Linked DNA regions of Homo sapiens: region 1 is linked to region 2. A link is an interaction called in ENCODE POLR2A ChIA-PET data of the cell type or tissue named here. Cell type or tissue: B cell. All regions are shown on one strand. Links, peaks and the distances in the headings refer to the core of each region. The heading gives the core; the rest is flanking DNA.

Region 1 (4,395 bases), core at 81-4,080, 130 kb after region 2:
AGCTACATTTTTTTATTTTTTATTTTTTTTATTTTATTTTTGGGAGACAGGGTCTTGCTCTGTTGCCCAGGCTAGAGCACAGTGGTACAATTACTGCAGCCTCCACCTCCCAAGCTCAAGAGATCCTCCCACCACAGCTTCATGAGTAGCTAGGACTACAGGTGCACACTACTACACTCAACAAACTTTTGTACTTTTTATAGAAACAGGGTTTCACCATGTTGCCCAGGCTGGTCTTGAACTCCTGGCCTCAAACAATCCTCTCACCTCTGCCTCCCAAAGTGCTGGGATTATAGGCATGAGCCACCACACCTGGCAAAGTTTTAATTCTGTTACTTTATTTTTCATTTCCAGAAGTACTACTTCATTCTTTTTGAAGTTTGCTTGTTTGTTTTATATAGTTCTTGGTTTCCTGCACATATTTTCAAACTTGCGTATTTCTTTAAACATATTAAACATGACCATCTTATAGTCTGTGTCTGATAATTTAATTACATGATGCCTGAAGTCTTTGTGGGTCTTTCCCGACTACACATAGTTTCTTTTACAATTGTTTGCAGATCAATGATTTTTTTAAAAAACATTTTATCGGAAATAAAATCTAGAAAAAGAAAAGCTATACACAAAACAAATGTGTAGCTAATGAATTATTATAATGAAAACACTATTTTTATTTACACCTAAGTCTAGAAATTGAATTTCAAGAGCCATTGTATAGGCCCTTCCATGTGCTCCATCTCAGTAACTTTCAAACGTACTCATCACATGGTAGATACAACTATGGACAAATTTGTTTCTTCTGTATTGCAAGAGTTTCAAACTCTAATTTGGAGGATCTCAGATGATCACAACACAATGAACTGAGGACTCTGAAACATGTACAAAACCAACTGCAGCAGGGAATTAAATGATTGCTTTATTAGAAAAACAGAATGAGATTGGGTGAAAAGCATGAAAGAGGATATATAATCTTTTTCCTCCTTTGGCTCTGGTACAATTTCTTCTCTTTAGCTATAGAGAAGGAACAGAAGCTGTGGACCATGCTTCCCATCTGAGCCTGTCCTCACTTTATGAAGCTTAAAGATCTCAACCTGTAACCCCAGAAGCATCAACCAGCACATACATCAGATGGACAGATTACCATCAAGCTCTCTGCAGAAGCACAGAATGCATCTCATAAAGCTTCTTAGATAACTATGGCTATCACTAGATATTTTACTATCATAATACATAATTTTCATGGAATAGTATTGTGTTTCATCATTCTTATTAATATGATATTAAGTTTACAAAATTACCTAGCCTCCCTCCCCAAAATGTTTTCTTTAATACTGCGTTTTTGATTCCTATATCAGACAGCTGGGATGCCACGTGTTGGGTCCCTGCCGAGTCGGGAAATTATACACTTGAGGATTATGAAATTGGGCTTGATTGATTTAATCACTGTAATCATTGGCATTGTGCAGATATGCAACCAGGAGGTTTTCATTCCAACAATTATGCATGATGAAGTCATGTTATGTGGGAGGCTCATCCTTGTGTTTATTTCTGTCTAAATGGGAAGGACAATGGAGAGTGAGGCATGATCCAAGGTACAGCACTGCCATGTGAACCCACATTAGCAGCCAGGGGGAGAATAAGGACAGGTGATGAGCTTAGTGAAGTCTCTGTGCTGTACTTGACCATGCAAAGAATTTGTATCTAATTAAATATATATTTATGCTATTATCCTTCGAAGAGGATTAAAAGGCAGAGTATCCGCTATATGATAAGAACTCCATAGATATTAGTTTCTTTCTTTATGGCAAGTCCTTCAAGGTGGTCTCAGGAGCTGTACAGAGGTGAAGCTACTTCAAATCAACCACTTTCTTTCAATATCCTGGAGGCAGTGCGGACACGGACAGAATGTCTTCCCCCTACTTGGTTCTACAGATTTATTTGAGTTACTGACCAAAGGAGTGTCTCCCCATTGGGAACTGGTACATAATTAGAAGGGCTAGTGAGTCAATCTTTGAAGAAGGCTTTGAAGAAAGCTAACAGAGCCTAAACCATTCTTATCATTATGGAACCTCAGAACTCTGTCTTGGGAAGGAGCATGTCATGGCTTGAGAAATCATGTGAGCTCATTTTCACAGGACTCTGGGCATGTGAATTTGAAGGAGACTATGTGGATGTGTGGAACTGGTGAATAAGAAGAAGCATGTTGGGGGAAGTTTGGTCCAAGATATTGTCCAAGTACAGTATAAAGGATAAAGATGTGTTATCTACTGCCACCATGCACAGAATCACAGTATGGTGGAAGGAAGCAGGGCCTTGGTACCATCTGTTCCAATCTCTTCATTTCGTTGATGAGGAAATTGAGAGCTGGCAAGGGTGATCAAGATCACACAGCTGGTGAGAAGCCAAGAGGTCCCTGCAACTCAGGCCTTCTGACATGCCCTGGGTGCATTTCCCATATGACTGTACCTGAGAAATCCAAGGATCTGTTTATAACATATAATTGGTCCCTCTCCTAACCAGCATAAAGCTTCCATTAGGGCAGAAGTTACAGGATGAATTAAAGAATATATTAGTTGTTTTCCTGTGTAATAATACATGATCTAATTTAATCCTCAAAATAGCCTTGAAAGATAGGCATTCTCATTATTTTCCTTTGTGGATGAGGAAACTGAGGTGTAAGAAAAGTTATATGACTTACAGACTAAGTATCTGGGACTTGAGTTGTGATCAGAGCCCAGGTCTTCAGACCTGAGACCATGGACCACCTGTCTTGGCTGCAAGATCTCAATCTTTTTTTTTTTTTTTTTTTTTTAGATGGAGTCTCGCTCTGTCACCCAGGCTGGAGTGTAGTGGCGTGATCTCAGCTCACTGCAACCTCCGCCTCCCAGGTTTGAATGATTCTTCTGCCTCAGCCTCCCAAGTAGCTGGGATTACAGGCACGTGTCACCACACCTGGCTCTATTTTTAATAGAGATGGGGTGTCCCCATGTTGGCCAGGCTGGTCTCAAACTCCTGACCTCAGATGATCTGCCCGCCTCAGCCTCCGAAAGTGCTGAGATTACAGGCATGAGCCACTGCACCCAGCCAAGACACCAATCTTATATGCAGTTAACTTTTATATGTTGCACTTTGACCTCTCGATACCATCTTTCAAATGAGGGCCTTGACTGCCTTTCCTCTATCTGACAATGATTTGAGATATTGCTGCCATTAAGAGGTCAGAGAGGACCCCTCCACTTCTGGAAGCACCTTTGGGGTATTTTCTACATTCACTCCTGCTGGTGTCACTCCCTGCTGAGTGGACGCCCCGTGTATACCCAGTCTCCAGTTGGACCACCTGTGGATTAGAACTTGAGTCTGCAACTAATCCTGTGCTTTCCACTAACCAGCGGTTCTTAGCTGGGACAACCTTGCTCCCCAGGGGACATCTGGCAATGTCTGGAGGCAATTGTCAAAAATTGCAGAGGGGGATGATGAGAGGTTGCCACTGGCATCTAATAGGTAGAGGCCAAGGATGCTGCTAAACAGTATCTGGACTAGGATGAGGGATTTTAGGAGGGCACATTCAGAATCACGCACATGCCAAGCCTACACTTGCAGGACCCTGAGAGTGAGTCATTCCTTAAATTCTGTGCCCTAGCATCTTCCTGGCCTCACTTCAGTCCCTGGCCTGCTGCTGCTAAATGTCCTACAATGCACAGTACAGTCTTCAGCACCAAAGAATTATGCAGCCCAAACTGTCAATAGAAACCCTGCGTGACATCATGTTGCTGGTTGCCTGACCTATACTGAACTGGCTACACCTTTCAGAGGCAGTGCCTGTGACTCCTGGCTGCCTCTGTAGGTGGCCCGTTTAATCACCTCATTTGCTTTTCCCTTTTTTCATGACTTTCAACCACCTTCCCATCATTAGACAAGCGATATAAAGTGCTTGTGAAAAAGCCCTTAGGTATTCTAGGGCAGTGGTTCTTAAAGTTTAGCTTGCATCAGAATCACCTCGAGGTCTTGTTAAACCACAGATCTTTGCGCCCCACCCAGTAGTCCTGGGAGGAGGCCTGGGAATTTGCATTTTGTATGTGCTCTGGGGTGATGCCGTTACTGTTATTCCAGGTGAGAACCACCGATTTGGGACTCGCTATTCAGAGTGGTCCAAGGAACAGCAATATCTGATCACCTGGTAAACTTAGAAATGCAGACTCTCAGGCCCATTCCTGTTGAGCCACTGTGGGTGAGAATCAGAATTTGCCATTTAACAAGATCCTGGGGTGATTCACGTGCAGGTTAAATTTTAGGGAGCTGGGATCTAAAACAGTAGTTCTCCATTCTGGTTGCATATTCTAGTGAATAACCCAAAGAAGCTCTTTGACATACTGAGTTGAATAACTTTTTACTCAC
Region 2 (4,395 bases), core at 328-4,327:
TTGCACTTGACAATAAAAAGGAACTGTAAGCCAACTGGTCACTCATGTGGAGAGTTTTATCTTCCTGGAAATGTGTACCAGGTCCCCTCTGACAGTAACAAAGAACTACTGTATCAGCTGTGACAGGAGAAATATAAGGAGACACTAACTTCAGACTTACCTGTGTTTCTCAGTCTCAGTGTCTGAAAATACTGAGTCAGCACCTCCGCCAACATTACAAACCTCATCACCATCCTCCTCCTCGTCAAAATCAGAGGTGTTCAGGAAATCAAAGCTTTCTAAAGCACTTTCAACTGTGAGACTTAAACTGGAAGACCTGCTGCGGCTTACTGCTGGCTTGCACTGTAAAGGCAGAAGGCACCAGGGAGAACATCAACATATCCGGAAAGAGAAACCAGACACACGATGCTCAATTGGAGATGCCACACTTTTTTTTTTGTTTCAAGTTTTTATTTTTTGTTAGCATTTAAAAAATGCATTTAAAAATCTTTATATCCAAAAAAGAAGTACAACCATGGATAAAATGGCACAATATCTGGGACTGGTTGCAGAAGAATCCAGAGGGAAGTCAGCAGGTTGAAGAATAGGAAACAAGATTGGCCATGAGTTGATCACTGAGGAGGTTGAGGGATGGGCACACTGGGATCCATTAGAGGATCTTCTCTACTTCTGTTTGAAATTTTTATAACAAAAAGTTGAAAAAAAACAAAAAAAACAAAAAACAAAACCATGTCAACCACAAAGCCTTGGGAAACAGAACTGCTATATCCCTCTGCCTAGTGCTCACCCCAAAATAAAATACCACAAGCAGACAAATTTTAAGTCAGTGAGTCAATGCTGAATACTGACCAATCTCTAATTCCAAGTGGCAATGTCTTCGGTGTTTTACAAAAGGCGCTAGCTATCTAAGGCATCTGCTCTAAAGGACTAACAAAACAAATCCCAGAAACAGGAAGTGGTTCAAATTCACCTAGCCCATGTTCCCTAGGTAAGAAGCCCTGCATCTTTTTTTTTTTTTTTTTTTTTTTTTTTTTTTTGAGACAAGGTCTTGCTCTGTCACTCAGGCTGGAGTGCAGTGGTGTGATCACAGCTCACTGCAGCCTCAATCTCCCGGGCTTAAGCAATCCTCTCACCTTAGCCTCCCAGGTAGCTGAGACCACAGGCATGTGCCACCACACCAGGCTAATTTTTTTCTTTTATTGCAGAGACAGGGTCTCCCTATGTTGACCATACCGGTCTTGAACTCTTGGGCTCCAGCAATCCTGGGCTTCCCAAAGTGTTGGGATTACAGGCATGAGCCACCGCACCTGCTCACAGCATATAATTTTTCCTCTGAGGACTGAGGAAAGAATGAATGCCTTGGGCATGACAAGAAGCAGCCCTGCTTCCTCTGGAGCTCTGCCTCAAAGGGAACAAGTCCCACCACTTCCCTGACCAGGCCCTGGCATCATGGGAGCAATCCCATTCTCTGGCCTGGAGCATTCTATAATGCTGGCCACATGCAGAAACATTACAAGCAAAACAATGCCAGTTGCTATGGGCACAGAGTTGGAGAGAAGTATTTCCAAATATTCAAGAGGATGCTGGGGTGGGTCGAATGGGACAAATTCTGCAAGTTAGAAGCACTAAATGTCCTCCATCCAGTTAGGTGACACTCCTTGCTGATTTCTTAGCGCAAGGTAGGAAGGGCCTTGCAGGGATCTGTCTCTGACACTCAAGATGGCACAAAAGCACATGGGAAAACGTCTTTCGGTCTTTTAAATCACAGTTGTCTCATTCACCCTCAGTGATCTCCGTCCAAGAGGCAGCACCATTTAGTTTCTGATCGTCAAGGTGTTTAGCATCCTAGGAATGTGAAGGAGGGAGAAAAGAGAAAGCTTTGTCCAGCTGATGCTTTAATTCTGGCTGGATACAAAGCCATTTGCCCCAGACCTAAACACACTCACTAGTGATGTTTTCAGCAGTCTCAGGGGGAGACAGGGAGTCGGTCTTGACTTCACCTACTTCTAGGGTCTTTTTTCCTAAGCAAGGTGTCTGCACAATTTTATCTTGTACAGTACAGATGTGTTTAAATATTGGTCATGACAAAGAAAGGGGCAGTTGAGGATTTTAGTAGCAGGACAATTTTGGAACAACAGCAGACTGAAATAATACTCTGGAAAGAAGTCTCTGATCACCAGTTTTTAATAATGCTTAGTGTTTCCTGTGGATTGAGCTACTTACCATCACCCTAGATGCCTGGAATGGGAGCTGCTATCACTACTGGATTTCTCTAAGGAATTCACTTTAGATGGCATCAATTTGTGTCTTAGCTCTTTGAAATGAATACCTTTTGCCCACAAAGCAAAGCTGGTCAACTTTGCAGAAAAGATAGGTGTTTAGTAGAATACCAGACAAGCAGCCTGCATATACAAGCCCTGAGCTGATGGTTTTGAACTGATATTTTACAGAAAGTAGATTCAGAGTGCCCTTCTGTTTCTCGGAGGCTATGCCATCAACTGAACTATCTGTCATGAGCATTTGAGGACCTGGAGAGTCAGGACCTGAATTATCATCTGCCTGGGGCACAAATCTCCTACAGAGTTAGGTCAGCAAGACTGAGTAGAGAAGGATAAGATGGTCAAAAAGCCTTGGAAATGTAGTTTCAGATGCCACTGGGCAGGCTACATATAAAAACAATCACCATATTTTTTTTTTTTTTTTTTGAGACAGGGTCTCACTTTTTCACCCAGGCTGGAGTGCAGTGACGTGATCTCGGCTCACTACAACCTCTGCCTCCTTGGCTCAAGCGATTCTTCCACCTCAGCCTCCCTAGTAGTTGGGACTACAGGTGTGTGCCACCATGCCCAGCTAATTTTTGTATTTTTTGTAGAGATGGGATTTCATCATGTTGCCCGGTCTGGTCTCTAACTCCTGGGCTCAAGTCATCTGCCCGCCTTGGCCTTCCAACATGCTGGGATTACAGGTGTGAGCCACCATGCCCAGCCAGGAAAACAGTCTTAGAAAGGGATGCAACAGCTTTCTGTGGGTTGGTTCTCGGCTTGCCCCTGCAACCTTACTTTCAAGCCTTTTTACAGACCAGGTCCCCAAAGAACTGCTCTTTTAAGAAAAAGGATCTGAGTTCTCTTTTCTTTTATATGACAATATAAATCAGAGCAGCAAAGAATACAAGAAGTAGCAGTGAGATTTGGGACAACAATTCAAATCTGTCTTCTTGTGCAGTGTTTTTTAAAAAATTAATCTGTATGCAGGTGGAGACAGATACATTCTGATGCAGCAATAATGATCTCATTATCAGGACCTCCCGCCTGCGAGGAAATCATCCTTCTCATCTTACCCTCCCACCTCCATCCTGGGCTGTCTGATCCCTATGGATTGAGGGTATCCCTGGAGAGTCTGTAGATCTCCCGCTCTAGAGTAGAATGGATGATTATTTTGCTGATGATTAATCTGAGATTCTGACTTGGTTATTTGGACCAATTGTGAGAGCAGGTAGTCTCCTCCAGCAGGCAGTGGCTCATGGCTCTCACAATGGGACGGATAACTCTGACTCCAACCAGGCAAAGGGCTCCCTGCTTTCCCGACCCCCTGAGAGGGATCCTATCCAGTAACGCCTGTGAGACTGTAATCATCAAAGTGCCTCTACTTCACATATGGGATTAAAATGATTAACTTGGGGACTGGGGGAATTTCAACATTCTCTAGAGCTCTTTGTTTAAATCCTAATCAATTTAGATAAGTTGATCTGTTGTTTGGAAAATAAAACTTAATATGCACTACTGGCATATTAGTGCCATTTAAAATGATGATGAGCTATTAATCCTGTGATTGGACAGGATTTTTTTTTTAAATGATACCTCATCTTAAATAGAATGTTGGCTTAGGACACCTCTCTCCAAACCTAATCCAATTTCTCTGAAAAGGTACTTACTTTTAGAATATCATCCAAATTCATGACTTCTTGGTTCAGATCCTGAAACTCTTTATACTGCTCTTTATGTGGTTCTAATGCAAGTAAAAGCCCATTAAAAGCATCCTCTAAGCTTCCATCTAGAAAGGATCTGCAGCCTTCAGATTCTCCACCAACAGAACCCTCAGAGAGCAGCCTGTCTGTGGCCATTGGCACCTCTGCAGATGTGAGCCTCTTGACCAGCTGCTTTGTGATGTTTCCTTCCGAAGTGTCCAGTTCCACAGGCTTGAGCTCAGAGGCCTCCTCAGACTCTTGCAGAAGTGCTTCTGCAACATCATTCTCAAGGAACAGGTGCTCAGCCCCAGCACCTGAGGACTGTCGGCGGCAAGCCTCAGATGGGGCCGAGGCAGGTTTTCTGGGCTCCTCTGGGTCTTCCTCCTTCAGGTGTGACTTTGGCTCTTGGCCTTCTCCCAGGGAGTTCCTGG

What was found. ChIA-PET counts read pairs that join two places held together with the same protein. Peaks named below come from ENCODE experiments on the same cell type or tissue, not always from the same donor. Only the 100,000 strongest peaks of a DNase experiment are listed, where the experiment ranks them.
Region 1: POLR2A ChIA-PET joins it to region 2 with 7 read pairs; 7 of 35 experiments call an interaction of 5 or more read pairs at or near these places.

Annotation. Positions count from the first base shown.
Region 1 is chr6:24,965,120-24,969,514 of GRCh38, forward strand. It overlaps a transcript of RIPOR2 not described here. Among named protein-coding and RNA genes, the nearest start is that of RIPOR2, 31 kb to the left of the region's middle. In B cell, for the core only: no CTCF peak of the experiment used is centred there; no DNase peak of the experiment used is centred there.
Region 2 is chr6:24,838,931-24,843,325 of GRCh38, forward strand. It overlaps RIPOR2 (RHO family interacting cell polarization regulator 2), which reads right to left. Exons shown (of 22, transcript NM_001286445.3): 13 at 3,932-4,395; 14 at 161-342. Among named protein-coding and RNA genes, the nearest start is that of ARMH2, 42 kb to the left of the region's middle. In B cell, for the core only: no CTCF peak of the experiment used is centred there; no DNase peak of the experiment used is centred there; H3K27ac peaks cover 2,873 bases.